Regions from separate parts of the Mus musculus genome. Here region 1 is linked to region 2. The links are chromatin loops, found by intact Hi-C in ENCODE. Cell type or tissue: gastrocnemius. All regions are shown on one strand.

Region 1 (8,000 bases), 360 kb before region 2:
CAGTGTCCTGGGGTTGGCAGCCACTCAGCATTGAAAGCCTCAGGGCCCGCCCCACTTTCTGGAGGCAAAGTTTAAAGTCTCAAGGCCTTAACAGCTGAGCGGTCTTCCTGGTGACTGCCAGGGTCCTGGTTTGAGGCCACATTCCTCCTGTCTACGAGGAGACAGCACACCTCTGTTCTGTGTGCTGCTTTGCCAAATGGTCTCCGATGTGTCGCTCCCCTGCCTGCCTTTTCTTACAAGGGCACACAGGTGAAAACCCAGCATCTTCTCTTCCTCCCCGGTGTACTTTACACAATCACACCTGCAAAAACTTTGTCACAAAAGGCAAATGCCGCAGGTTCTTAGACAAGGATGTTGGGTACCTTGGGTAGCTACTGCACGTGGAGGCAAGCAGGCTGATGTCCTGGTCACACCTAGGGTGTCTCTGGAGGCCCATGGAGCTGACTAAACATACAGGGTTCATCTGTTTTCTGAGCCCAGTCCTCAAAACATTTCCATAAGTGACAGGGACCACAGATTGCACCCTGAGAAGTTTTAGGGACACCATGCCAGGCTGGAGGTGTGTTGGAGATTAGGGGGTACCTAGTGAAGCTGGGGGCATGGCAGTGGTGTGGTGGGGAACAGCTTTGTCAGCTCCAGATTCTGCAGGCTCCTGACCTGCACCTGGGGGGCGGGGCATAGAGCACATCTGATCTGTGTTTTACTTATGACAGTGTTCTCAGGAATGAGAGCTAGTCTGCAACAGTGAGAGGCTGGCAAGCAGCCGCGGAGTAGCAGCTGAGGAGGGAAGATGGGAGAGATGTTACTACAAGAGGAGGGGCCGGCAGGGTACCTGGGGCTGGCTGGAGTGCTCAAGTGTCCTTCTAGTCAGCCCCAGAAATAGGATGTCGCCAAGAGCACCCTTGGGAAGGAGGTAGGCTGGATGCTTCCATGGCTACTGGTGTCAGGCTGAGGCAGGCATCAGACTAGGTTGAGGCTGGTACTCCTCTGGGGCCCACAGGTCTGCAGGCTGCTTAAGGGGATGCTGAGGGCTGGGCCCTCCCCTCCCTCACCTTGGTGCCCCTCAGCACCAGCTGTACCTTCTGGGGTGATTTACTGGCAGCTTGGTTTAGGTGTGGTGTGGAGTGGGAGGGAAAGCCTGCTAGGCCAGAGGTGGGCTCCTCAATGGTCCCCAGAATTGTTCGTATCCTCACAGTAAGTACAGGGCCTCCGGGCAAAGGGATTCTGCAGCTATGACCAGAGGAGGGGCAGAGGGGGCTTGGTATTGAAGAGGGGGCACGGGATGATAGTTGGGAATGAGTTCAGTGGATAAAAGTCCCTCGGCCTGCAGCAGGTGAGAGTGATTCCCATAGTCAGGGCTTGGCTGCAGATCCCCCGGTAGCAGGCACAGCGTGCCCGTCCAGTGCTGAGAAATGACCAGGCTGTTGAAGGACTAGTGTCTTGGTGATGATCATGCAGCAACAGAAAAGGGTCCAGCCAGCAGAGGTTGTGCTGTGACAGGTGACACCCACGGCTGGCACGCACCACCGCCTCCTCCTGGGGTCTCATGTGCTTTTACTGCTGTGCTCAGGGCCCAGGCATGTGGGGAGGCCCTCACACAGGGATTGGTACAGTGACTGTGTCTGAGGAGGTTACCCAATCTGCCCAAGGTCACAGGGCTAGCATAGAGCAACGGCTGGGACTTCAGCCTTGTTTTCTGCGAGCCTCTGCCAGACAGTAGGACCCATTGGGGTGTCTTGGGAGCAGGGCTCACAGTGTTCCCTGATATCCAGGTGCCTCAGATACTAATGCTGCAGGGTGGGTTGGGGCACTTGTGTGTTTGGCCTTTGTTTGGGGACAGTCCATACTCTGTGGGGTGGGGTGGGGTGGACGGGACACATGCACGGGTTGAGGTAGGACTGTGAGTGCACATAACAGCCATTGGGTCAAAGCCCAGAGAGGACCCGGCCCCACTGCCCCTCTTGGCAGGGTGTACAGACATATTTGATACAAGCAGAGGCAGGACAGGGCGGACACTGGTGCTGGAGCTTCTGGGATCATCTGGGTTTAAGATTAGGACTCTCTGAGGAGTCAGCTCTAGAGAAGAATGCCAAAGCTTCCAGATGAAACTCTTACCTAAGCTACCTGGGGTCTCAGGGGCCGCTGTGGCCCAGCCCTTCCAGCCTGTGAGAGTCTTGTCTGGTCCAGCGAAGCCTGGCCCCTGCCCTAGTCCAGAGCCTGACACCTAGGAGGAGGGATGGGTGTTTGACTGCAAGCGTTTGCCATGGCCCTGATCTGACGCCCATGCCCCACTTGGACTCTGCCTGCAGTGTTGGTACCTGGCAGAGGCCTGGCTGCCGTCCTGAAGACACTTCACATGTTCCACGATGAAGAGTATGCACAGGCCCACAGCCTGCCCGAGGATACGCTGGTGCTGCCGTGAGTGAACCTTCTTCCAGGCTCCGTGGCAGGGATGATGTGCGGCTGGCCTAGGGTTGATAGCATGGGCAGGTCCTGAGGACATAGCCTCTGGTGTCCTGGACCCTCCATGTGAGCCATTTGCATGAGGCACATCTGAAACCTTGAGTTCATGGGCTTTGGCCTTGGCCTTCTACCAGAGGTGGACCTGTGCCCTCTGGTGAGCCTGGGACTCAGCTTACTGCCCTAGCTACCTTATACCCTTCATAGCCAAGTGAGGTGGATTTCTGCTCCACATGAGCTGGGCTTGACCTCTCTCTGAGCTAGGGTAGGGACACTGCTTAAGGTTAGCCTGTCTACCTCTTGGAGATGCAGTCTGTCCCTGGAACTTAAGGTGGAAGGTAGGCTGGGCTTGTACTCATGATGTGAGGCCAGTGAGGGGGAATCTATTTACAGTAATCACACAGCCCCCTTCCACACTGAGCCCCTGCCAGGCACCAGCCCCTTCCACACCCCACATCCCAGGGTGCCACAGTCCCGCCTACACCACACCCCTGCCCAGGATGCAGCAGCCCTGCCCACACCCCAGCCCCTCCCAGGATGCCACAGCCCCGCCCCACATCCTAGTTGGAGATCGCCGTGGAGGTGGGGCTTTGGATCAGGAGAAAGGCAGAATGGGAGACAGGTTCTGCCTCCTGCAGCCCGGCCAGCCCTGACCAGAGGATCATCTACACGGTGCTGGAGTGCCAGCCACTCTTCGACTCCAGTGACATGACCATCACTGAGTGGGTTCAGATTGCCCAAACCATAGAGGTAGAGGGTGGGAGTGTGGGCAGGGCAGAGTGTGGAATTGGAAGGGACATGGGCGGGGCTATGGGATGTGGGTGGGGCCAGAAAGCAGGGTTGGGCTGGAAGTGGGTATGCTGGGGGAGGTTATGGTGTGGGAGGGGTTAAATGTGGGCGGGACTGGAGGGCATGGCAGGCCTCCTGCAGAACACTGGGCAAGTGAGTAACTATGGGCTCCTGATAGAGTTTGTGTCTGCCTGAGACGTGGCAGTAACCTGCGTGGCTGTTAACAAGCAGCGGGAAAGGGCTGGGTCCTGGGCCACGCACTGCACAGTCTGATCCCCTTTCTGTCATAGAGCAGAGGCTGGTTGCTCATACAGTTCACTTGTTCCAGTTAGTGCTGTGGTGGGATATGTGGAGGCTGAGTAGCTTTGTGGACCTGACCCCCGTGTCCCCCAATCTCAACCTTAGAGTTGCCTCTCTGGATTTAGCACCAAACCCACTGGTAGTTGTAGCATCGAGGGCAGCTGCTTTACCCTGGATCTAACCCTCCCTTCAGCTTTTCTCTTCTCCATGATCCTAGACCTAACTCTCAGGTGCAGTCGTAACTATGCTTGCTTGTCTCCCTTAAGAAGCCCCAGCTGTCCTGAGTAGGGTAAAATGGGCTCCACGTTTCCCAGGGCAGTCTTCTTCACTTGTGACTGATAGAGTCTCCAGGCTAGGTCCAGTTGGTACTACCCTGTCATGAAGCAGAACTACACCTCAGTCTCACGAAGGTTTACTGGGCACTGACCCAACCAACTGCCTGGTGCTCTTCATAGTGGGAGGCGAAGCAGCTGTACCGCATACGGCCAGCAGAGGGCACACTGCTCCATGGGACTGCCTAGCTCCTCTGGTCTTTCAATGGGTCAAGAGGTTCCTTCGGAGCATGGAGCCTCTTAGCCCTCAGAACTATTGTCTTGGCAGCCACACCTCTGGCCAGCATGCCACCAGGAAGTGATGGTTAGAGAGTGTCCACCATGGACAGTTTGCTCCTGGGAGGCGCCAGCTGAAAATCTGGGGAGCTAGAGTCCTTGGGGCTCACACCCTCTCCTTCTTTGAAGTAAGCTACAGAGTGGGACTCCAGGCAGAGACTCCAGAGAGGGCCTGTGAGGTTGGGGGGATAAAAGATTGCCACACCAGCCCCCCTACCGGCATCCCAGGCTTTTCCTCTTTCTCATGGCCTGTGAGGAGACGCCTGCCTGTCGCCATGTTCCCGGGAAAAGGGCTGAGGTGAAGAGACCTGTCCTGTCCTGAGCTCATTCCTTCCAACAGAGACACTACGCACAGTACCAGGGCTTTGTTGTCATCCATGGCACAGACACCATGGCCTTTGCTGCCTCAGTGCTCTCTTTCATGCTGGAAAATCTGCAGAAACCAGTCGTCCTCACGGGTGCCCAGGTAACATGTCCTCAGAGTCAGAGACCTCCAGGGGCCTCAGAGCCAGGCCGTGGCCAACCCTGGGCTTCCTGCTTAGCTGCTTTTCCTGGCACCATCCCTGCTGTATCCTGCTGGCTAGAGTGTGTAGACATGTTAGCTGGTGGCCCTGCCTGGCCACTGCACTCTTGCTAAACTGCCTGGATGAGCTACCAATTCCTGAAGCGAGGGACTCACAGACTCCTGGAGGTCTTTTCCATTAAGGTCCCTAGAGTACTCAGAGCCTAGCCCCTTCCAGCTCTACCATGCAGGGCTTTTATCCCTCTTCTTTCTACTGGGCTTCATGTCTGCTGCTCAGTGCCACCACGCAAGACTCATCACGGTGGCTGCACGTAGAGCAGTTCCTCAGGAGACTCCCCCACACCCTATCTTGTTCCTCTTCTTTCTGGTGCTATCCCTAGCAACCCTTACATATGACATCCCCTCTCCTGGCCCTAACCTAGGACACCTTCGCCCCAACCATAAGTCCTCCCAAGCTCACGCACCCTAGGAGGAGCCTCCCTTCGGGGACGCTGCACTGTGTGCTCCCAGCTGAGCATCCTCCAGCCGGACGATCTTACAGACCTTGGCCTCTCCATTCCATACCCCACAGCAGTCCCGAGCACTTGTGTCCTCAGGCACTGCTCAGCCACTCCAGACCCTGTCTGTGGTATACCTAGGCAGTAGAGAGACAAGCCAGCCTGCTCTGCAGGCCTCAGGAAGAACTTCCCACCCTGGCCCCCCTGTCTGCCCCATAACTCTTGGAGTATAGTGAGGGATTTGGCAGCTTTGTGGGCTGGGGGCCAAAACTGGACCTGAGTGTCTACTGGTTACTTCTGTGGCAACCAGATGGACAGGTTAAGGAGCCCAGTGCGACTTGGTCAGAAAGAATGTCAATGGTTGGCAGCCTTGGGAGTGGACTAAGTGTCTCCAGACCCTATTTCCCAGCCCAAGCCGTCCTGCTGGATCTGAGAGGTTTGCCTAGAATGGGGATCTGGGTATGTCCTGACTCTCAGGCCTCAGCCACCTCTCTGCCCTCTCTCCAGGTACCTATCCACGCACTGTGGAGTGACGGCCGTGAGAACCTGCTGGGGGCTCTGCTCATGGCTGGCCAATACGTCATCCCTGAGGTATCTGGCCTGGCTGCATGTGTGGCCTGGGTGGAGGATGGAGGAGTGAATGCCAGAGATGTGGTCATGGCACACATGGGACCCACAGGAGGTTGGAGCATCTGTCCCTATCCTCCCAAATATCACAACTGTGACAAAGCTGAGGAAGGAAAGCCCCGCCCCCTCCACCCCGGCACCCCTGCCAGCAGCCAGGTTTTACGTTGTAGATATTCTACACTGTGTTATGTACATACGCATAGTCCATGAAAATGGACTGTGTCCACCTTAGGCTTGGAGTCCGTTGTGTCCTTCTTCATGGGCTCCTTGTCTCACCTGGCAGAACAGGAAGATGACACCGGCCTGTCTCTCACAGGCCAGGCTGGGAGTCGCTTTGTCTTTAGCTGTTCCCTGGAGATTGGCGAGTCAGGGTTGGGAATTATGAAAGAGGAGCAGGCAGGTCAAGGGTATCCCCCCAACCCCGTTCACTTTAGAAGAGTCTCGGGAGCCCCTGGCTCCTTGTACCAGTAGTACACGCACCAGTGGAGAGGTGCTGGCCGAGCAGCCAGCCTGTGCCTCCTGCAGTCATTTGTGTGTTCAATGCCAGGCTCCCGGGGCCCCAGGGGACTTGGGTCTTCACTTGGTGGTGTTGGCAGGAAGGTGACCTGGGAAGGTGACTGTCAAGGTTTGGTATGTGGATGCTACTGGGCTGGGGAGTGATGGAGGATGTCATGGGCGCTCGCTCTGAGCTGCTTGCTGTCTTGTCCTCCACAGGTCTGCCTGTTCTTCCAGAATCAGCTCTTCCGGGGCAATCGGACAACCAAGGTGGACGCTCGGAGGTTTGCCGCCTTCTGCTCCCCTAACCTGCCCCCTCTAGCCACTGTGGGCGCGGATGTCACAAGTAAGGGGATCTGAGAGCACAGTGGGGGGCGGGGAAAGGGGGTCCTGGGGATGTGTGGAGGTGGGAGACTTGTGTGCTGAGCATAAGCTCAGAGCTTGGGAGTCTGGCTCCCATGACCCTCAGCTAAAAAGTTCCTGTCGGTGACAGCCTGTGGCTCTGCTGTATACATTGGTTCTTCTGTAGTGTAACATGGCTCTTAGGCATCCCAGAGGGTCCTGGTCCTGGAGCTTCCATAAGGGATTAGACACTCCTTACCCTAAGTGCAGAGTGGCCTCTGATGCTGGCCAGACCTTGACTCCCATGGCCCCCAGTTTCCCATCTTCGATCTCTATTCTCCTCTGTCTCTCTCAACTCAGAGCAAGTGTCTCCTGGTCCTTCCCTGGCCTGTCCTAACCAGGTACAGAGGAGACTCGAACAGCATCTCATCCTAGGGCAAGTGGCCCTCCTGCCCACTGGTCCCAGGTTCTTGAACACAGCCCCGGGGCCTGCCTATAACTGAGATGCAGGCCCAGGCTCTGGTCTCTGACCTGTTGTCTTTGGAACTCCATTAGGGGTCTTGCACCTCGTAGGACTGGGCTTCATTGTGCATGCTCAGGTCAAGCTGCTAGCCTAAGCCAAAGCAGCAATTCTTGTCTGGCGGGATGATTGGCAGCGTCCCATCTCTCTGGGAGGGTGGAGGCAGCCCTCACCCACACTGTGCGTCTGCCTGGGCACAGCAAGTCCTGTGGGTGAGACATGGCATTGCTGGGACCTGCAGGTTCTTGATATACTTCCTAGGCAGCAGAAGCTGTTCCAGGCTCAGGAGAACCTCCAGAGAGGGCAGGGCTACTTCCTCAAAACCTTCCCTTCCCCCTACCCTCTAGCCAGGGAAAAACCTCAAGCCTGAACACCAGGGTCTCTGGAGTGGCAGAGGTCCACTTGTTATTGGGGTCCTTCTTGGAAGAGCCTGCATTAGATGGTAACTTATGGTGGTCTAGCTATTAGCCCATGCTGGGTGGTGACACTAGTGGCCTGGGGTGGGGTCGGGGGGCAGTAGATGTGGACCCTGCTCTGCAGCTCAGCTCTCTAAGCCTGAGTCATTCCTTATATGGGCTCAGGATTGGAGATTCTCCTGTTGGCAGAGAGGCCTTCACCCTGATTCTAAAAGACACTGCCACACGGGGACACCTGGCCTGCAAGCCCAGCCCAGCCTAGCCTAGCCCAGTATAGCTTCCCTAGCCCAGAGCTGAGAGGCTCACCCCCACTCCCAGCCCAATATCCTGATCCACCATCCTGCTGTGTGGGTGTGTGGGAACCTGCACCTCGCCTTCTTGCTATCGGCAGGCTGCCCAGCCGGTTCTCGTGTGGAGAAATCT
Region 2 (8,000 bases):
CCCAGTCAACACAGCAAGAAGCACGTGACAAAGTAGGAAAGGGGGAAGCCAGACCACATTCCCACAGCACCTCTGCACCTGCACAGGAACCCGCTGGGAAGTGGCAGCCACTGGGCCCTGATAATAGAAACCAGAGGGGCAGCAGAAATGGGGCTCCCAGGGCAGAACCCAGCAAGGTTCTCCATCAACACAAGCATCGGTCGTTTGGTCAACACAGCAAACCCAAGAGCTAGCCCAGCAGAGATGGCCCCGCGCCTCCAACCCCTCTAGAACCAGGGGGCTCCCACTTTCTAAATCACACAAATTAATTTAGAAATCAGAGCAGCTCCCGCAGCTAGAATGCAGATTTCAAAACAGCTTAACAAATTACCAAATCCCCTTTAAGAAGACAAATTATTCCAGCTCCTCTGCCGCCTGGTTAATTATGCATGCGCTTTTGTTAGGAGATGTTAAATATTCACTAGCTGTGACCCACTGCTCATTTCTGTGCAGGGCAGCAGTTGTGGCCCTCCAGGTCCAGGCACATGGGGTGCTGGTCTTGAGAGCACTGTCCAAGGTCTTCCACACTGCCTAGTGGGCGCTACCTACCTCCCAGGCAGTGAACCAACACGGACCACAGTCCAGCTCATGCTGTCTAGGGCTGCTGCAGCTGTAAGGCAAGTCTGGGACCCTCCTGAGCTCCCAGATGCCAGTTAACCTGCAGCAGCTAACCCAACATCTCCCTGCCCCCACCCCAATTTCCCATCCTTACCCCAAGGGTTCACATCCAATGACCAGGTCCCAGAATTTCTCACTGCTCTCTGCTCTGACGTGCAACCAAGACCAAGATCGTCCAGGTTCATGTCTTCCTTTTGGTCTTCCTTTCTACTGTTCATGTCTCCTCCAAAAATTCAGATGCCCTGTCCAGGTCATGTCCTTGCTATTGATTATTCAAAGGAAGCCAGAGGACTCTAGGCCATCGAATGCCTCTTTCTTTACTAAAACTGTCCCCAGGCTGGCTGCCCTGGGGTCTGTGGACCTGACTCCAATGAACAGCCAGAACTCTTGTGCCATCCACACTCAAAGAACTTCTTATCCCTGGTGTCATGAGGACCCACTCCAGGATAACACAGGTTCTACTCTACCCTTGGGAGCTGAATCATCATGTATCCCCATGGTCCAGACTCACAGCCTGGAGACCTTGCCTGCCTGCAGCAGGGAGTCCCAGCTCACCCTGGGTCCCACTCCTAACAGCCCCTAGCAGCCTCTTTTGTTCCTAGGCCACCTACACTCTCTGATTTGGCCCTGACATATAAAGAAGAGATGGCTAGGCAGGAGTCCCCAGGGCGCCAGACAACTGTGCCTTCCTGCTTTAACCACACAGTGTCCTGGCCAGAGAGGGGTTTCCACCTTCCCCACCCAGCAACAGAGGTCCCAACTTGACATAGTGAGAGATCACTGGCCATGGAATGGTCTAGGATCCATACTAGAGAGAAGTGTGGGGTTAGGGATAGGACTAAGGCTAGGGTCAGAGCTAGAGTTGGAGCTAAGAACAGGATCAGGGCCAGCCTAGTGGTCTATGGCTCGAATTGGCCTAGGACAGAATCAAGGCTACAGCTAGGGTCAGGGTTAGGGCTAGAGTTTGGGCTAGGGCTAGGGTTAAGGTTACAGTTATGAGAAGGTTTGGAGCTAGTACTAGGATTAGTCTTGTGACTGGGGTTAGGTTTCTGGCAATGTGTAGATCTAGGTTAAAGTTTGGTTAGGCTTATAAGTAGAAATAGAAACAGGTTTATATTAGGTTTAAGGTTTTATGTACTGCTAAATATAGGATTAAGTGTTGGGTAGGATGGGCTTAAGTCTAAGGCTGGGCAGAGCCGGGTGTACCAGACAGGCTTTTATAAGCTCAGATAAGCCCTCCTGTTTGGTTCCCTCCCCTCCTCTTCCACCCTTGGTGATCTGTTTGTGTCCCTGATGGCCATTGAACCTTATTTTAGACTTCTAAGTCTTCCTTCCTTACCCACCCCTGTGTCCCAGGCTGACCCATGAAAATACCAAACCCCAGCTTCCATGAAACACCCGTTTTTGCCACCAATGTCCTCAGGAAAGGAAAGAGAAAGCCGTTCACTTCACCTGGGTCCCGACTCACCAAATTAGCCTTCTCAGATTTGGAATAATCTAACCCCTACCCAAACCTGCCATTCAACATTGTAGGGTCACGTTGTGTCCCCTGCTCCTCCTTCCTGGGGCAGACTGCTCTATGGGGACACTCTCAGGTCCCCTGCTGAGACCTGCTGGTTCTTTGCAGGAGGCATGGCCCGGCCATGACTGCAGTGGGCTGGGTCTGTGTTGCAGGGGCAGGCAGCAAGCGGCCACCGGTGCCTTTGCGTTCACTTTGGAAACTGTCAGTTCAGCAGTCTGGCTGAGGACCTGCTCCACGGTGGCCTTAAAACTGTCCACACTCATAAATCACCCGGGATTTAAACAAGCGCTGGTGGCAGGTAATTTTTCAGAACTCCCCCACACTCACACGCAGTCAGCAGCGTGGTTATGCAGGACCGTGGACGGGGTGGAGAGTGAGTGAATTGAGATGGGGTGAGTGTGTAACAGTGCTGTCATCTTGGGGACAGTTGTGGAGTTGGAAATGAGGCTGCTGGTGGTGGGTGATCAGCCTGGCCATGTTAGGGTGCAGAGAGTCCCTGCAGGGGTCTTCCTGGGGCTCCACATGGCAGATTATGCAAATACCCAGCCTCATACTGTAACAGGCCAAGACACAACCCCAGCACAACCTCTGGGGCTAGCTCCCACCTTCCCAGATGTCCTTGTGGGCAAGCAACACTTGGCATGGGGAGGACATACTAATGGTGGATTCAAATACCCAGACAAGAGCCCAGAGCTCAAGCTGTGTTCTGTCCCCGAGAGTCACAGGCCATCGGCCCCATATCCACGAGGAGCAAAGCAAGGAAAGAAGCTAAATGTCCCCTCCAGACACATTTAAGGTCACCACCACCTTCAGCAGAAAGATGTGTTACCTCACAATGTCCGTCTCTCCGCTCAGATCCTCAGATCTCTGCCTAGAGCCAGGTTCTGTGGGCTAAGTGTGGAGCTCCAGGAGGGCTGGGATCAGGGCTCAGTTAATAGTGGGATCAGGGCTGTTAGTGGTGGGATCAGGGCTCAGTTAGTGGTGGGATCAGGGCTCAAGTTTACAAAAAAAATGAGGATTCAAATATAAGGCTGAGATCCAAATGCTTTGAGTTGAGATCAAGCATCCACATGGGCTGGGATATAGGGCTATTCTCAAACTGAGCCAAAAGTCCTTGACTCAGAAGGGTGTGCTGTGACTATTACAGTCATGCAGGCAGTGGAAAGGCTGCTGCTGCGTTCTCCAAACCCCAGTGGCCTTCGTCAGCTGACAGGAGGGGATCCAGCCCAGATGCCTAGATATGGAAGTGTGGGCTCTGTTGCTTCTGCCTGATACCTGGCTAGTGATGAGAGGGAGGACCCAGGCCAACAAACATGGGCTTGGGTGTAACCCAGCTTTCTCTGACACTGGATTCCACAGGACAACAACCAGAACCCTGCAGACTAGGTGCCCACAGGGCTCCCAGAAGTGTCTGCAGCCCCCTGCTAGGGAGACCCCTGGCTTTATACTATTCATTCCTTTTATCCCAACCAGGTAAGGCCATTCAGATGAGGTAGGAGGAATACTGGTACTCCAGAGCAGGACCTAAGCCTTTGAGAAAGCACATGGCACCAAGCCACTCTTGTACCCAGAGGCTGTAAGCCCCCAGAGTATAGTACCTGGGAGTTTGTAGTTTCTCCCAATGCAAAGACTGCTCTGATCCAGGCAACTGTGTGGCTCCCCTCAGCCCTGAAAGACACCCTTGGGGGCCCAGACGCTGAGTAACGTATTGTCCCCACAGGGTTCTCCTTGTTGATATAAGGGTTCCTGGACCATAGGATGGCCTAGAATAGCCCCACCAGCTGTGGGACAGCTGCCTCCAGCCAGCCCAGCTAAGGATGCAGCCTGACCTTCTCTGGCCAGTCCTCCATCGCCACCTGGTGGTGAACTCCATACATGAGAAAGGCAGCACCAAGGGATGCAGGTCCATCCCCTGCGAGGCTGGGCTACCCTTCTCACTGGCCTTGCAGACATGGGCAGAGGCCAGCGTTTGAGGAAACCGAGGGACCCCGGGCACTGAGCTGGTTTCTGAAGCATCACCTTCATTCTTGAGGAGTCCTGATTGTCACCGGAGCTCCGTCCCCAGAGGGCAAATGACAATAAACACAAATGCAAGACATCAGCAGCCCAGGCAGAGCTGCCCCTGATTGCTAATCACATCCTCATTCCTGAAGCTCTTTAAAACCCTGCCTGAGCCACGTTATTGTCTCCAAAGAGCTGTTATTACTCTTATAAAAAAAACTTATAAAAATTCTAATCAACACTGGTCTTAAACAGCAATGTCGCGCATGCTGCCTGCCTCCTCCTGTGCGGTCCAGGGGAAGTGAGGGGCCTTTATGAGGCCCTGCCCGCCTCCTTTCAACCTCATTGCTTTTGCTGTCTATTGATGTGCTAAAAATGAGGCCTGCGGCTGTAGTTATTGATAGACACTCTTCTACTGTGGCAGCCAGGACCAGGGGCCCTTGAAAAGTTGGGTGTCCTGATGTCAGCACTTGCTGTTGTCCTAGCTCACCCAGGCTTCCTGTTTCACCTGGAAGGACAGGAACACAGCTGGGAGGCCAGCGGACACATGACTGAACAAGCAGCTAAGGGCCCAGCAGTGAGGTCTCAAGTCAGCCTGCAGGCTGTGCTCAGGACATGAAAACCATAGAGCCCATGGCCGGTGTCCATCCTGGCCCATCTCAGGAACCCACACTACCTGAAGGCAAATCATTATGTCCCAGGTCAACGTTGTGTCAGGCTCTCACCTGGGTTCCACCTGCTCACAGAGGAGAATGCAGGTGTGGGCAGGTGGCAGCCACAGGCTGGGGCTGACATTCAGGTGACGGTACACCCAGCACCCACTGCAGCTCTTTAGGGAACCTCCAGAGAGTCTAGCTTCCTGCAGTGAGGAGCAGAAACCTAATGCTGAGAGGATCATGGGAAAACCGGCTGATGGGGTCCCTGAGCAAGTACCACAGCCCAAAGCAAAACCCAAGCTGGCTGGCGCAGGCCCTCTCCTTCAGGGCCTCACAGGAAGCATGATGGTAATAATGGGTTTCAGGTCAGTTCCTGGCAGTAGTCCTGCCCTGAGCGTTGCCTGACCTGTCTTTTGGCATCTATGAGCCTTGATCCCACACCACAGAGCCCAGCTGCTGGAGGGAACTGTATGAAAAGCAGGTAGAATTGTACATGCCTTGAAGCAGCCACAGGTAGAGCTGTGGGCACCCTGGGCAGCAATATCACCACAGACAACCTGGCTCTGTCCCAGATGCTAAGGACACCCCCTACAGACTGCTGGCCGCCAAGCATATCTTCGCCGCCTTGGAGCACCTCAACTGCAGGGCAGCAGATCTGAGCAGGTGGATAGGGAGACCACAGATGACAGGAAGTCCAACCCAGAGAGCCACTGGGGACTAGACGCTGTTCCTCACCTCAAGCAGAGGCAAATCTGAGATAACTGGGAAGAGAAGGATGTCTCAGAGTGACTGCTGAGCCACCCAGAGTCTTAGCATCAGTCAGTAGTTCAGCCAGTGGCTATTTGAAAGGAAAGCCTCTGACTGCTGTATATGGGCCCCTAGGGCCCATGAAACCTGTGTCTCTAGAGAACCAACAGCATGCTCAGGGCACGTGTGGACCCTCCTCCTCCACCCAGACCCTGAAGGGCCACCACAATCTGCATTCATTTGCCACTACCACTGCAGAAATACAAGGTGTGAACGTGCTGGTGTTTAGGGCCCTGTGGGATGTAAACTAGCAGGTGTTCTTTGGGTCTCACAATCTTACAAACAAGGCCCTCAGACATTCTGTGTGACTGTTGAGAGGGGACCAGTTGTCCCATACACCCATTCTGAGTGCACACAAACTGGAGCCCCAAACAGAGAGAAATCTTCCAGGCATGCCTACCTGTCGGACCCAGGGCTCACGGGCCAGCATACCCTTATAAGGGGCAAGCTGGGGGCAGTCTTCAGAGAGGGACTACTGTACTCTGCAAATGCAGGAAGCTTTGATGTCAGAATGGGAAGAGGGCAGTCTGAGTGGAGCATGGCCTTTCCTGAGGTAGGGGTGGGGAACGTGTTTAAGAAGGTCTGTGATGGGGATCTGGGTCACACAGAGCCAGCTGTGGACCAGCAGCCATGTGTTAAGGTGCCTGGCTGGCCTCCCCTGCTAGTTCCTTTCTTCCACCCCAGTTGAGCACAGATGGGCTCCTACAACGAAGGCACTTGAGCACGCAGCATTCCCCAAACTCCACAGCCTACTCTTCCGAGCTGGGGCTGGGGTACAGATGAGGAAGGTTACAGGAAAAGATGTCCCAAAAGGAAGTGGAACGGAGAGAGTTGGAGGAAAGCGGGCCCCGCAGTGCTGCTGTGGGGTGAGCAGGATCGGGTGGGGGTGGGGGATAGCCTGGAGGTGGGGGTCAGTGTTAAGTAAGGTGGCCCAGGCCCAGGGTGTAGAGCAGATAGAGACAGCTTAGGAACCAGAGGGATAACCAAGGCTGGTAAGGAAGGGAGAGGCAGGGCAGCCACTCAAGTCTACCTCCCTGGGCTCCAATTCCCTCCCGCAAGAAGCCTGGAATCCACATGTTCCTTAAAAGCCACCTCATGATGGCGTGTGTGGGAGCTGAGCAACGCTCCCTTTAAGGAGGCAAACACACAAAGATAGGACAGGAGAAATCCATCAGGCGGCCTTCCCAACCGCCACGGAGATTAAAATGCACGATCCTTCGATATGGGGCTAATAAAGTGAGCCGTCCCTCGCTGCAGAAATGAGCCATAACTCAGTGAAGATGAGCTCCAGATAAACTCTGAGTGGGGCCAGAAGGCAGCGGCCCACCACAGCATCCTCCCAGCTGTGGACCGGACTAATGGGGGTGCAGGGGGCAGGAGGGTAAGATTGGGACAGGACACCCACTACGGCCTTCCACTGGGTTTTATTTCTAACAACCTGCTTGGAGTCAGGGTAGGGGATTGGACAAAGATGCTGTTGAGTGACACCCATTGTATTAGTCAGGGTTCTCTAGAGTCACAGAACTTATGGATAATCTCTAAATAGTAAAGGAATTTATTGATGACTTACAGTCGGCAGCCGAATTCCCAACAATTGTTCAGTCGCAGCTGTGAATGGAAGTCCAAGGATCTAGCAGTTACTCAGTCTCACGCAGCAAGCAGGCAAAGGAGCAAGAGCAAGAGCTAGACTCCCTTTTTCCAATGTCCTTATATTGTCTCCAGCAGAAGGTGTAGCTCAGATTAAAGGTGTGTTCCACCACACCTTTAATCCCAGATGAAAGGTGTAGCCCAGATTAAAGGTGTGTTCCTTAAACTCGGAGATTCAATCTTCTGGAATCCATAGCCACTGTGGCTCAAGATCTTCAAACCAAGATCCAGATAAGGATCTCCAAGCCTCCAGATAAGGGTCACTGGTGAGCCTTCCAATTCCGGATTGTAGTTCATTCCAAATATTGTCAAGTTGACAACCAGGAATAGCCACTACACCCATTATAGACTGAGACCTTTGTAGGTGGAAGCCAGGTCACCGTGCTGTTTCTCCTAGGCCTTTCTACCTGTATACTTGCCTGACATAGAAGGACAGGCTGGCCAGGTCAGAAGTCATCAGTACTTGCCACCCCAGAGTATAGACAGAATCTGCAGGTTACTTGAGGTCGTGGTAAGTTCACCCAGGCCCTGCCAAGGATCTCTACAAGGTAAACGCGGCCAGGGAGACCCAGACTTGACCTTGTTGCTCACAAGTGCTACCTGCACTAAGCTCCCAGGTACCGGCTTCCCTGGGAACATTCTAGAAGCCCACCCAGCACTGCTGCATACTCAGTTACATGCTCACAGTTGGGGCGTACCCCCATTGCACG

What was found. Hi-C counts contacts between places; a loop is a spot of excess contacts. Peaks named below come from ENCODE experiments on the same cell type or tissue, not always from the same donor. Only the 100,000 strongest peaks of a DNase experiment are listed, where the experiment ranks them.
Region 1: a loop joins it to region 2, with 3.0 times the contacts of the local background. A loop is called at or near these places in 13 of 42 quality-filtered maps.

Annotation. Positions count from the first base shown.
Region 1 is chr12:112,109,883-112,117,882 of GRCm38, forward strand. Aspg (asparaginase) reads left to right here. Exons shown (of 15, transcript NM_001081169.1): 2 at 2,310-2,418; 3 at 3,099-3,210; 4 at 4,498-4,623; 5 at 5,685-5,768; 6 at 6,519-6,645. Among named protein-coding and RNA genes, the nearest start is that of Mir3073b, 4.6 kb to the left of the region's middle. In gastrocnemius, no CTCF peak of the experiment used is centred here; a DNase peak (open chromatin) is centred at 4,036.
Region 2 is chr12:112,469,931-112,477,930 of GRCm38, forward strand. No RefSeq gene overlaps it. Among named protein-coding and RNA genes, the nearest start is that of A530016L24Rik, 16 kb to the right of the region's middle. In gastrocnemius, a CTCF peak has its summit at 4,044 (motif pointing left); a DNase peak (open chromatin) is centred at 4,041.